Linked DNA regions of Homo sapiens: all the other regions are linked to region 2. Evidence: read pairs that join two places in POLR2A ChIA-PET (ENCODE). Cell type or tissue: PC-9. All regions are shown on one strand. Each heading gives the region's core, and the rest is flanking DNA. Links, peaks and the distances in the headings are about the cores only.

The links. Peaks named below come from ENCODE experiments on the same cell type or tissue, not always from the same donor. Only the 100,000 strongest peaks of a DNase experiment are listed, where the experiment ranks them.
Region 1: POLR2A ChIA-PET joins it to region 2 with 6 read pairs; 8 of 35 experiments call an interaction of 5 or more read pairs at or near these places.
Region 3: POLR2A ChIA-PET joins it to region 2 with 8 read pairs; 1 of 35 experiments calls an interaction of 5 or more read pairs at or near these places.

Annotation. Positions count from the first base shown.
Region 1 is chr17:66,240,695-66,245,052 of GRCh38, reverse strand. No RefSeq gene overlaps it. Among named protein-coding and RNA genes, the nearest start is that of APOH, 13 kb to the right of the region's middle. In PC-9, for the core only: no CTCF peak of the experiment used is centred there; no DNase peak of the experiment used is centred there; H3K27ac peaks cover 382 bases.
Region 2 is chr17:66,190,144-66,194,952 of GRCh38, reverse strand. CEP112 (centrosomal protein 112) reads left to right here and starts at 2,820. Exons shown (of 27, transcript NM_001199165.4): 1 at 2,820-2,956. In PC-9, for the core only: no CTCF peak of the experiment used is centred there; no DNase peak of the experiment used is centred there; H3K4me3 peaks cover 1,966 bases.
Region 3 is chr17:67,636,068-67,640,425 of GRCh38, reverse strand. All of the region lies in intron 6 of PITPNC1 (phosphatidylinositol transfer protein cytoplasmic 1), which reads right to left. Among named protein-coding and RNA genes, the nearest start is that of NOL11, 80 kb to the left of the region's middle. RefSeq lists a silencer at 144-330. In PC-9, for the core only: no CTCF peak of the experiment used is centred there; DNase peaks (open chromatin) are centred at 1,865 and 2,375; H3K4me3 peaks cover 351 bases; H3K27ac peaks cover 2,558 bases.

The sequences.
Region 1 (4,358 bases), core at 1-4,000, 50 kb before region 2:
TGAGGATGTGCCTGCGCCCGTGACACAGCCTCAGGAAGTCCTGACGACATGCGCCCAAGGTGGTCGGGGCACAGCCTGGCTTTATACATTTTAGGGAGACATGAGACATTAATTGCTTTATGTAAGAAGTACATTGGTTCGGTCTGGAAAGGCGGGACAACTTGAAGCAAAGGCAGGAAGACTCAAAGCAGAGAAGTTACATTCTTTTGAGTTTCTGATTAGTTTTTCCAAAGGAGGCAATCAGATATGCATCTATCTCAGTGAGCAGAGGGGTGACTTTGAATAGAATGGGGGGCAAGTTTGCCCTAAGCAGTTTCCAGCTTGAGGTTTCCTTAGTGATTTTGGGGGCTGAAGATATTTTACTTTCACAATATCATAAGACTGCTTCTTAAGATCCATGGTCCTCTCGAAGAGGCCAGTATGAATCAACATCGGTGGGTGTTCATACTCACTTTAAACTTAAAGATTTAGGCCAGGTGGGGTGGCTCAAGCCTGTAATCTCAGCACTTTGGGAGGCTGAGGCCGGCAGATTGCTTGAGGCCAGGAGTTCAAGACCAGCCTGGGCAACATGGCAAAACGCAGTTTCTACCAAAAAACAAAAGAAAACAAAACAAAACCCAAAATTAGTTGGGTGTGGTGACTTACACCTGTAGTCCCAGCTACTTGAGAGGCTGAGGATCACTTGAGTTTGGGAAGTTGAAGATACAGAGAGTGGAGATCATCCCACTGTATTCTAGCCTGGGTGACAGAGTGAGACCCTGTTTCAAAAATAAATATAAATAAATATATATAAAGATTTAAGCTTAAGGCCGGGCGCAGTGGCTCACACCTGTAATCCCAGAACTTTGGGAGGCCGAGGTGGGTGGATCACAAGGTCAGGAGTTTGAGACCAGCCTGACCAACATGGTGAAACCCCATCTCTACTAAAAATACAAAAATTAGCCAGGTGTGGTAGGGCATGCCTGTAATCCCAGCTACTCAGGAGGCTGAGGTAGGAGAATTGCTTTAATCTGGGAGGCGGAGGTTTGCAGTGAGCTGAGATCGTGTCACTGCACTCCAGCCTGGGCGACAGAGCAAGACTCCATCTGAAAAAAAAAAAAAAAAAAAGATTTAAGCTTAAAACAAAAAGCAATAGATGATATTTGTGGGAGACATTCATGCCTCTACTCTCTTAAAAAATAATGAATCATTCCCCAAGTCCTCATTTTACTTTCATATAATCTAGACCTATGGCAGCTAATAAACCTCTGTGGAGTTTGGGTGTTTCATGTTATAGCTATTGAGCAGAACTTTTCATATACAGTTTGTACAAGCAGCTGTCAAATCACTTAGAAGTACCATATCCCAAGCCACAGTTCGGTATCTTACTCCCAAGGATGCCAGTAGATAACTCATCAAATGCTTTACTAAAAGAGGGATATACATTGTAGCTAAAGTGTTGCCCTTTTCTACTAACCTAATAACAATGTCAAAAAACATAATTGGATTTAATTTGTTGAAACCTTCAAATGTTTTGAAGAGAGTTCATATTATTTTTCAGTCATCATTTCACATTCATCTACATACCCATAAACCATTTGTTTAACAATTCATACCATTGGGCTGTGGATTTATGTCAAACTTACTGAGGCTTGGCTGTCAGAATCTATTGCTTTTCCTTCTGTGTCTTCAGGCATCTTTGTGTTCATCGTTTTTGAAAATGTTTTTTTCTCCCATCATGAAATAATACAAACACATTACATAAAATTTGGAAGCAGAGAAAACAAGAAAAAAAAATCTCCTTCTAACTCAAATACTCAATATTTTGGTACACTAACTTCCAGCATTTTTTCTAGATATATTCTTTTTAAAAAAATTTTTAGGCCGGGCATGGTGGCTCACGCCTGTAATCCCAGCACTTTGGGAGGCTGAGTTGAGCGGATCACAAGGTCAAGAGATGGAGACCATCTGGCCAACATGGTGAAACCCCATCTCTACTAAAAATACAAAAATTAGCTGGGTGTGGTGGCACACACCTGTAGTCCCAGCTACTTGGGAGGCTGAGGCAGGAGAATCTCTTGAACTGGAGAGGCTGAGGTTGCAGTGAGCCGAGATTGCACCACTGCACTCCAGCCTGGCAACAGAGAGAGAGACCCCATCTCAAAAAAAAGAAAATCTTTATGTTAAGTTCCAGGGTACATGTGCAGAATGTGCAGGTTTGTGTATGTGGGTATATATTCTTAACAGTATCACAGTGTTGTACATGTATTTTTTTTAATTGAGACAGGTTTTAGCTCTGTTGCCCAGGCTGGAGTGCAGTTGTGTGATCTCAGCTGACTGCAACCTCTGCCTCTGAGTTCAAGTGATCCTCCTGCCTCAGCCTCCTGAGTAGCTAGGACTACAAGCGTGTGCCACCATGCGTGGCTAATTTTTGTATTTTTGGTAGAGATGGGGTTTCACTATGTTGCCCGGGATGGTTTCAAACTCTTGAGCTCAAATGATCTGTCAGCCTCAGCCTCCCAAAGGTCTGAGATTACAGGCATGAGCCACCTCACCCAGCCAATTGTACATGAATTTTAAAATACAATTTTCATTTTATTAGATTGTCCTCCTTACCATCCTATATTGTAAATATTGTTGATAGTGAACTTCCCAGGGTCACAATTACACGTTTTAACAACTTGGAATATGTTTTCCTGGGTTTCTAGCCCCTAAATTCATTTTGGACAGCTAGTTTCTTGTATTATTTTCTAGCTGGACTTTTATTCCATCTTCCTGATATACATTTTTATTTTTCAGTGTGAGTGTAATTTCTTTCTTTCTTTCTTTTTTTTTTTTTTTTTTGCTATATAGGTGTTTTAGTCTGTTCTTGGGTTGCTGTGAAGAAATATCTGAGACTAGAAAATTTACAGAGAAAACAGTTTTAATTGGCTTATGGTTCTGCAGGCTGTTTACACAGCCAGCATTTGCTGGGCTTCTGGAGAGGCCTCCAGGAAATTTTATTCATGGTAGAAGGTGAAGAGGGAGCAGGGAGCAAGAGAAGGAGCTGGGAGGAGGTGCCACACACTTAAACAACCAGATCTCATGAGGACTCAACTCACACGTGCCAAGGAAATGGTGCTACTCCATTCCTGAGAAATCTGCCCATAATCCATTCACCTCTCACCAGGTCACACCTTCAACCCTGGGAATTACACTTCAGCATGAGATTTGGGGGCACAAATATTCAAACTCTACCAATAAGTCAGAAGAAAACTAACAATTAAATAATCGGTCTCTCTCTTTGTCAGCTTTCAACCTTAGGTTTAGAAACTTCATCCTTGTAAATCGGAACAAAAATTGGGCTAACCTTTCAGGAAGGCAACTAGGCAGTATGTTTGAAGATTCTTAAATGTTTTACCCTTTGCTTAAGTAATTCCACATCTAGGACTCTATCCTAAGGAAACAATTTATTCAAAAATTTTATAAAAGGGCCGAGTGAGGTGGCTTATGCCTATAATCCCAGCACTTTGGGAGGCTGACGTGGGCGGATCACTTGAGGCCAGGAATCCGAGACCAGTCTGGCCAACATGGTGAAACCCTGCTTTTGTAAAAATACAAAAAATTAGCCAGGTATGGGTGGTGGGCACCTGTAATCCCAGTTACTTGGGAGGCTGAGACAGGAGAACAGCTTGAACCCAGGAGGCGGAAGTTGCAGTGAATAAGATAGCACCATTGCATCTGCACTCCAGCCTGGGTGACAGAGCAAGACTCTGTTTCAATGAAAAAAAATTTGTAAAAGAATCTTGGTTGCTCTGCCTATGGGGAAGCCATTCTTTTACTCCTTTACTTTCCTAATAAACTTACTTTCACTTAAAAAAAAAAAGAATCTTAACTGTACCTTTATTCATAATGGTGAAAGATAGCACCCAAATATCCCAAAGTAAAGAAATGGTCAAAATAGAGAGCATCTACATGATGTAAGATTGTGTAGACATTAAAGAAAAAAGCAAGCTTTGAAGACACAAATAATAATCTGGGAAAGTGCTCATGATATGAAAATAAAATATACAACAATATACCGAATATGATTCCAATTCTGATTATGACATATACAAATGCTGAAAAGAAATAACCCTAAATGGTGATATTATAGGATTTTTAGTCATTTCCTGTTTGTTTTCCAGATTGATTTAAATGATACTGTATTACTCTCATAATGAGAAAAGTATAATTCCATATGTACGAATCATCTTCCTTGTGAAATACAATAACTCTTCCTTCCTCTTTCCATCCTGACTTCTACACTTTATTGTCTTTGCATTTTTTCTGATCTTTATCACATCTTGGATTTAGTTTAGTCAGCTGAGCTCCTGACATTTTATGGACTTGGTTTATAC
Region 2 (4,809 bases), core at 391-4,390:
GCTCTGCCTCCCGGGTTCATGCCATTCTCCTGCCTCAGCCTCCCAAGTAGCTGGGACTACAGGCGCCCACCACCACGCCTGCTAATTTTCTTTTTTGTATTTTTAGTAGAGATGGGGTTTCACCGTGTTAGCCAGGCGGGTCTCGATCTCCTGACCTCGTGATCCGCCTGCCTCGGCCTCCCAAAGTGCTGGGATTACAGGCGTGAGCCACCACGCCTGGCCGACAAGAGAATATTTACCTGGCTTCATCCTTGAGGTTCCTGAATAGGCTCTGAGTTCAGCAATTTCTTCCCAAATATTTGTAGAGGTCCCCAGGGTGAGTCACATGGGTGCTCTGTGTATGATGGAACTACCCTATCATAGTGCTCTGTCTCTGACTGAGCTACTTGGGAGGCTGAGGTGGGAGGATTGCTTGAGCTCAGGAGTTGGAGGCTGTAGTGAGCTATGATCATGCCACTGCACTCCAGCCTAGGTGACAGAGCCAGGCTCTGCCTCTAAAAAAAGAAAAAAGAAAATTCTCAAAGGAAGTTCTTTACACTGTAAGATTAGGAATCACTCTCTTATACAAAGAGGAAGATGCTACATGAAGGGCAACTCACGGCCAACACTTTGCTTCATGCATCATCACTTTCCCCTTCAATTTTGCATATTGCCATTGAACCAGATCTCTTTAGGATGACTTACTTTTTCTTTTTTTTTTCGAGATAGAGTCTCACTCTGTTACCCAGGCTAGAGTGCAGTGGCGTGATCTTGGCTCACTGCAACCTCCACCTCCTGGGTTCAAGCGGTTCTCCTGCCTCAGCCTCCTGAGTAGCTGGGATCACAGGCGTCTGCCACCACACCTGCTAATTTTTGTATTTTTAGTAGAGACGGGGTTTCACCATATTGGCCAGGCTGGTCTTGAACTCCTGACCTCATGATCCACCTGCCTCAGCCTCCCGAAGTGCTGGGATTACAGGCATGAGCCACCATGCTCAGCCAGGATGACTTAATTTCTAGGAGGTTCCTTGGTTCTCAGGTAAGGAGTTTCCAAGTGAAACTTGCCTACCAGTCGTCTAAACATGACATGTAGGCTTGAGTTCTAAGGTGAACACAGCTCAGGCTCAAGCTGGTATCCCTTTCATGTTATATACATATAACATAAATAATAAAACTCTCTATGCATATCTTAATATTTTTATTTGCATGTGTGTGTATATATGAATGAAAAATATATAAATGAAAATGATATATATAAATGAAAAAAATGACAATCAGCTTGTTCTTAAAAGCGGGAAGGGAGATCTACTCATCTTATTTTCACCTAAGTAGAGGAAATATTTAAAGACATTTTTCATTTTCAGTTATATTTTTCTGCTATAGTTATTTCCTCTGAGATGAGCTTGAGCTTGTTACATTTTTTCTTTGATTTATCTTCTATTTATTTATCTTCTATTTTTCTTTTCATGTTTATTTAGACACCATTTGTCAAATTCATTTCATATTCTTTCAGCAATGCAGTTTATGATTCTAAAAATTGCATATATTTATTATGCACAACATTGTGAAATGACTAAGTCAAGCTAATTAACATAAGCGTTGCTTCACATACTTATTAATTTTGTGATGAGAACACTTAAGATGTACTCTTTTAGCAATTTTCAAGAACACAATACATTATCATTTACTATGGTCACCACGTTGTAAAATAGATCGCTTAGACTTATTCCTCCAATCTAACTTAAATTTTGTTTCCTTTGACCAATGTCCTCCTCCTCCTGAGGCTGGAGTAGGGTAGTTTATCTTTTTTTTTTTTTTTGAGTCTCGCTCTGTCGCCCAGGCTAGAGTGCAGTAGCGCAATCTCGGCTCACTGCAACCTTTGCTTCCCGGGTTCAAGCAATTCTCCTGCCTCAGCCTCCCGAGTAACTGGGATTACAGCCGTGTGCCACCACGCCTGGCTAATTTTTTGTATTTTTAGGAGAGACAGGGTTTCACCGTGTTAGCCCGGATGGTCTCGATCTCCTGACCTCCTGATCCGCCCACCTTGGCCTCCCAAAGTACTGGGATTACAGACGTGAGCCACCCCGCCCGGCCAGTTTATCTATCTTGAATGTATTAACTGACTGGTTAAATTCCTGCAATTGCATGCTTGATTTTGCATCCTTGATTCTCAGTACTAATTATCTGGATTATATATCATTCCCTAGTTATAAACATGTTCAAGTATGCTTTTGAAAACTAAACATTCTTAAAAGCATTCTGTACCCTTTATTTTCCTTAGCATGATTTGTCTTTGAGACAAGGAAGAGCTAGCTGTTGGTGTTTACTTCCAGTGAGATAGGTTTTAAAAAGAACCTTTTGAAGAATTTGACTTGGGTTTTGATATATCAGAGAGTGAGGAAATTTTCACTTGAGACCCATTCAACTCTGATGTCTGTCCACATAACGGATCACCCCTTTTGTGAACATCCTCCAGCCGCCCCATTTTCTGTGCCCTTATTTTTTCGCCACGGCCCCTAAGGTGATCATAAGCGACTCTGCGCGGGATGCGGGAGGGCAGCAGCATTCAAACTGTGGTCGGGTTATCCCGGAAGCTTCGACTGGGGACCCGCCAAGGGGCCCACAAGCTGGGGTGCGAGTCTGGCGGTTGCTGGGCCAGCAGGAGCGTCGCCATGGCAACGGGGCCGCGCGCACGCCGCCACCTGTGGGTGGAGAAATGCCCGCGCGGAAGTCTCCGCCCCCAGCCTGGGGCGCCGGTGGTCGCCGCCGCCGGGAACGTCGCCATGGCAACCGCACCGCAGGCTAGAGGGGTGGAGTAGGGGGCGGGGAAATGCGAGCGCGAAAGTCCCCGCCCCCGGGCTGCTGGGCGGCGGCGACCCAGCGGCCCGCAAGGATTTGAAACCGTTTGGCAGGGGCGGCGGTGGCGGCGGCGTTGGCGGCAGCGGCCGAGCGGAAAGCTTGCGTGTGGTGGTGCCAGGTTCTCGTTTTTTTCTGAATTTCCTTCCCCCGCCCCTCCCACCAGGTTCTTGAGTGGAATTTTGCGCCGGTGGCTGCCGCCCCGCCCTTGCGGGCCCGTTCGGGAAGGGGCGTCGCCCTCAGGCCCTGGGCCCGTTCTCCGGGCCTGGGGGGCGCGCGCCCCTGGGGTCCCGGCGCTGCCCGCTGTGGTGTCCCCGGCAGGCAGAGCGCGATCCAGGCCGGGACGACTTGGGAAAGTTCTAAGTAAAGTTTGATCAGCCGGTTTGATCGGTCTGACGTGGTCCAAGAGTCTGACCCAAGGGTTTGCGACTGGGAGAGGAAATCTGTGTCCTGGACAAGGTAGGAGCGCGGCCTGGGCCTGGGCCTCGGCGGGCCGAGGAAGGGACTGCCAGGAACGGCACCGCTGGAGTTTTCAATTCCGTCCCAGAAAAGAGTCTCAGAACAATCAGCTGGATTTGCGGGGACAGAACCAGGGCGCTGGTTGGTTTGCAGAAAGTCATAGGCCGCTTGGAGAGGCCCAAGCCCAGCACCGCCGCATGTAGGATGCTACCCTGTGTTTCTGAGTTAATTATTTTTAAGTGTTCAAGAGAACGACATAAGTAAATGTGAACAGCTTTTCTGATCATTGCACGGCTACTTTTATTTGTTTTTAATATTTTAAGATGAGTCAAAATAAGATAGAAAAGGCACATTAAATTCCATGAGCCTCTCCACAGTGGTCAGGCTGCAGCTTAGTGGAATGCATGGTATTAATAATTTGTGCAGTGTTCAGGCCCAGCTGTCACTGTCCACTAAGAACCTAGGTCAGTGACTTCACCTCACTTAAGCCTCAGCTTCCTTCTTCCTCTGTGAAATGACCATGGAAATGGTGCGGAAATGGTAGGGCCGGGCCAGAGAATAAACTGAGATTTGTTTCTAAAGCACACACTGAGCTACGGGTAGAGTCAGGGAAGGCTCTTGTCAAAACATCCACACGTGTAAGCCAGAGAAAACGTGCACCTCTAATCCTTTTTAATTTGTCGACGTTTCCAGTTTTCTTTAATGACCCACAATATATTTAAAATATGATTTGATTGAACAAAATGGGTTTTACACAACTTCCAAGAACGTTTGTTTTGTTTGGCAAGGAGTGTGATATGAATGAAGTGTATTCTTTGCTTGGCAGTTGTGACTCCTTTTTTTCCCAGACCTTTTAATACTTGTGGTTTGGTTATGTTTGCTGACTGTAGGGTAGGTAAGCCCATTTTGTAGCTGTCCAAAAAGAAGTTTAAAAAAAGGCAGCATGGGTGAGTTTAATAAAAGACATGATCCAAATATAGATTGTAGCTATAAGCAAGAGTCACCCAATTTACTTCTTTTTTACCTTTGGAATTATTTATTTTTTTGAGACAGTCTTGCTCTGTGGCCCAGGCTGGAGTGCAGTGGTGCAAACTCAGCTCACGCTCACTGCAACGTCCGTCACCTGGGTTACCTTTGAAATAATTTATATAACTGATAGGCACACTATAATTACTCTAAGCCTAAGCCAAAGATGTTGCTTTACTTATTTTTCAATTCCAGTAATTTAAATTTTCAATTCTGATAAATGGTATGAAACTTTTGATAAGTTGGAACTTAGATACAATTTGTGAATATGATGTAATTTGTTTTTAAATTATTTATTTTTCATTTTCAATTTTTTTTTTTTTGAGACGGAGCTTTGCTCTTGTCACCCAGGCTGGAGTGCAGTGGCATGATTTCAGCTCACTGCAACCTCTGCCTCCCAGGTTCAAGCGATTCTCCTGCCTCAGCTTCCTGAGTAGCTGGGATTACAGGTGCCTGCCACCATGCCCGGCTAATTTTTGTGTTTTTAAT
Region 3 (4,358 bases), core at 1-4,000, 1.4 Mb before region 2:
TTACAGGTGTGGACCACTGTGCCTGGCCTTCTCTCTCAATTTCTAACAGCACTGGCATCATCCAGACCCTGGAAGGGGAGAGGGCTCAGGGCCCGCGATGCGGCAGCTGCTGAGGACCCTTCTCTTGTGTCTCCTTTGCAGGCTTCCTCCCTCTCCCTCCAGTTTTAGAGGCTCCCACCAGGGACCCCTTTGGCAGCAGGGACTTCTCCCCATCCCAGTGATGTCATCAAGTCCTCTTATTTTCCAAGAAGCATGCAGGCCCCAGTAAGTTGGAACCCACTGCAAAACAGCTGCGTTACTCTCAGAAAGAAACAGATGGACTTGAGGGAAACGGGAAAAAAAAAAAGATAATAACAGCACAACCAAGTGAACTTAACGATGTACCCCGGCATGAGGCAGCTGTGTTAAATCTGGCCATTAGAGGTAACGGAAAATCTTTACCACCCTCAAAGGCCAAGATGTAGACCAGAATGAAAATATTTTTCATTTGAGGGAGCCGAGTGATTTGGATGAAGCTCTTTGTACCGAAGGGTACAGCTAAATATGACAATATTTACTTAGTTGATCTCTCTGTTCCCTTTCTGAGGGCCGGTCCTTAGCAAACAACATTTAATCTCTCACCCTTGACAGTTATTGGAAAAGCTAGATGTATCTCCTTTTGTTCTGTTCTCTCTCCCTTAACAGAGAATTCAACAGATATTTAGATCTGTGGGGACCAATGAACTGGCTGCCAAGGAGTTCTTGGTCCAGGAAGGCTATGACCCAGGGACCTGGAGACTTAGTCACCCAACTTAAGGGGAAAGTTCAAAATCAAATTCTGTCTGAAAAACATTTAATTATGCCACGTCAGGGGCCCATGCTTCTAGGACAGCCTCATGTTATTCTTTCTCCTTTGTTGCTATCTGAGTACAAACAATTGCAAATTTCCCCTATTCAACTTACTATGCTGTATTTATCACTAGTAAGATGGCCTTTATATCCTCCAAAATAAAGGGGATGAGAAATTGCTTCATCTGTAACAAGATGATCAATTCAAAAGGCAGTAGAAGACAGGACCTTTGAGGGCTGACATAATCTTGTTTTTGTACCCTCAATGCTTAGTGTGGAGCTGGCACTCAGTAGGTGCTTAGTAAATGCTAACTAAAGGAATTCATTAATGAGTCTTGATACCAGTAGGTTTTACTAAGTTTTCTTTCCTTGGATTGGTCCATGTCAGGGTTTATTGATCTTGGCATACTTGACATTTTGGAGCTGGATAATTCTCTGTTGTGGTGCAGTTTGGATTCTTTTCTTTTCTTTTTTAGAGACAGGGTCTCGCTCTGTTTCCCAGGCTGGAGTGCAGTGGCATGATCATGGCTCACTGCAGCCTCAAACGTCTGGGCTCAAGTGATCCTCTCATCTCAGCTTCCTGAGTAGCTAGGACTATAGGCACATGCTACTATGCCCAGAGAATTTATTTTTATTTTTATTTTTTTTTTGTAGAAATAGGGTCTTGCTGTGTGGCTCCGGCTGTTCTTGAAATCCTGGCCTCAAGTGATCCTCCCGCCTCAGCCTCCCCCAAAGTGCTGGGATTACAGGTGTGAGCCACTGCACCTGGCCCATTTTGGATGTTCAGTAGCCTCCCTGACCTCTACCGACTGGATTCATAACATGCCGTATCCACTTTCATCAATCAAAAATGTCTCCAGATATTGCCAGATGGCCCTGAGGGACAAATTTGCCTGTAGTTGAGAACCTCTGGGCTAGAGACTCCTTTGCTTTTCATTACATGAATCAATGAAGATTTAAAAAAGGAAGCACACACACACAAAACCCTCTACTTCTACTTCCTTGACTAGGAAAGACATTCCTTTTTCTTTCCCTTCCTTTGCCCTGGAGGTATGTCTGAAGATTGAGAAGCTGCACGCGCCCTACACATTTGTGTCTAGGGGAGATTGCTGCAGGTGGCAGCCCCCAGGAGGCCAGTATAGATGCCATTTTCTTTGGTCACTCCCCATCTCATGATGGAAGCCAGACCTCAGGAACTACTGCAGTGAATGGAGGAGAAAGTACTGGACTTGAACTTGACTAGAAGCCAATATCAAAGGCCTCTGGGTTAGATCTCTCCCAGCATGGCTTTCAGATTCTCCAGCCTGGGCTAGTCCTGCAGGCTAGAAGTTGAGGTTTGTTCTTGCACCCCAAAACTGCCAACTCAGCCTTGCGGGTATGGCCGCACTGCCTGTGGCCTCTGCAGGCATGCTCCAACTTATCGTGCAGAGTTCCTCATTCCTCCGCTGGGATCTTCACCTTGAAATCTTGGCAGAGCATCAAGGAGCTGGGATGAAAATCTTGGCAGCGGCAAGACACTATGTATCAGCCACATAACCAGTCCAACCTGCTCAGCTTTTGGCTTCACCCCTTTTCCTGCTTTGGTGTTGATGATGGTCATTTTACATGTGACATGGTGCAAACAGCTTTATGACTCTTATGGGCGGGCAGGGTCTCAGTGGTCTGTGTGACTAATGGAGGGGCTCTCTCTGCCTGAAAAAAATCACACTAATTCCTCCCCCACCCCCACCCCACAATACGGCACTGCCCTGCAGAGTCCATTAATGACTATGAGAACAAACTTGAAGCTAAGAGGTTTTTGAGAGCTGAAGTTCAGGCCCTAACAGGAAACAGCAACACAGCAAAAATGAGAATAAGGAAAGCACAGAGCTGGGCTATCAGCTGGTCCTGAATCCCCAAAGCATGCTTCTGAGTCCCCGGTTAGTGGCGATGGCACGAGGGCCATCGGGCAGAGGGCACCCAGTGGAAAACTCCAAGCTCTGGTCACCTTCATGAGAGAGGCAGTCTTGATTGTGTGGCTCAAAGGTTTCCAGGGAGAAATGGAAAAAGAAAGGAAAGTGCTTTCATCCCCTCCTTTGGCCTGGATGGCCGTGTGTGTGTGCAACAGTAGCTGAGTGGAGAGGAGCAACCCAGATAACCCTGGTCTGGGTTCATCAGCATCAAAAAAATCCAGGAACAGATTCGGCCCATCAGCATCCGGCTTCCTCACATAAAGAGCGTTTCTATTTAGGACGCTGACATCGTCAACTTACAAAGATGGATGGGAAGAAAAGGCCCATGGAGCTGGATGCCTCCGATTAAAAAAAAAAAGGAACTCTGATTCACAACTGCTTGCTTAATGGCAACGAATTCATTTTCTTTGATAGCGGTTGCTCTGAAATTGTCACTGCTGGAAGAAAAAAAGCAAAGTCCCTTGCCTTCACTCATTCATTCAGCAACCATTGAGTGAGCGCCTGCTAAGCACTGGTGCTGTGGCAGCGGCTGGGAAAGAGCCAGCTCTTGTCTTCGCAGAGCTCATGCCATAGTGATGAGCTAGCATAACCTAGCATGATCTAGAAGCCACGGACCAGAACTTTGCTGCCTCCAGACCAGCAGTGGTGGGGGCATGCCCAGGAAAACTCAGAAAGGGGGAGTCCTGTGTGAGCTGAACTCTAAAGGAGGGCCAGTGAGGGGTTTCAAGCAAAGAACAAGGTCAGATTTCATTTTAGAAGGAAACTCCTGTGGTGGGGTGGAGGGTGTTAATTATCTACAGTGTGCCAGTTAGACATTTGTTTGGAAATGGTTTGCCTTCTGAATCGGTTGTTCCTCTTATTCCCAGTCCCTGGTGTGTTTACAGTAGACACAACCACCAAAACAGCCCAGGAAACTCACCCCTCTTCCTTTGGGTGGGTTCAGACTGCAGTCTGTATTCTGGCCTGTTGAAGGTGATGGGGCTGGGGTTACGAGGGAGTCGCCCCTGGGGGAATGCTTTTTCTAAGATTTTATTGCAGGCTCCCAGTGGTACCTATAGCCCTTTGTGGTCCGGCTGCCAGGTCCACGGAGGAGGAATTCCACCTGTTCCAGATGCCAGCAGATCCCCTGGGAGGTCACACAATGGATGATGAATGTGCAGGGCTCAGCCCTATGGGGCCCCTTCTCCCGCATCCATTTAGTAACCGTAAGACTCCAGGGCGGGCCAGGGGTGGCCCTGAGCGTCAAAGCTGAATCCAGAGTTCCATCCATCTTCAATCACCTCTTCCTGTAGAACAAGGCTTCCCAGCCTTGGCACTATGGACATTTGGAGCCAGATAATGCTTTTTTTTTTTTTTTTTTTTTTGAAACGGAGTCTCGCACTGTCGCCTGGGCTGGAGTGCAGTAGCGCAATCTCGGCCTCCTGGGTTCAAGTGATTCTCCTGCCTCAGCCTCACGAGTAGATGGAATTACAGGCACCTACCACCATGGCCGGCTAATTTTTTGAATTTTTAGAAGAAACGAGGTTTCACCATGTTGGCCAGGCTGGTCTTGAACTCCTGACCTTGTGATTCACCTGC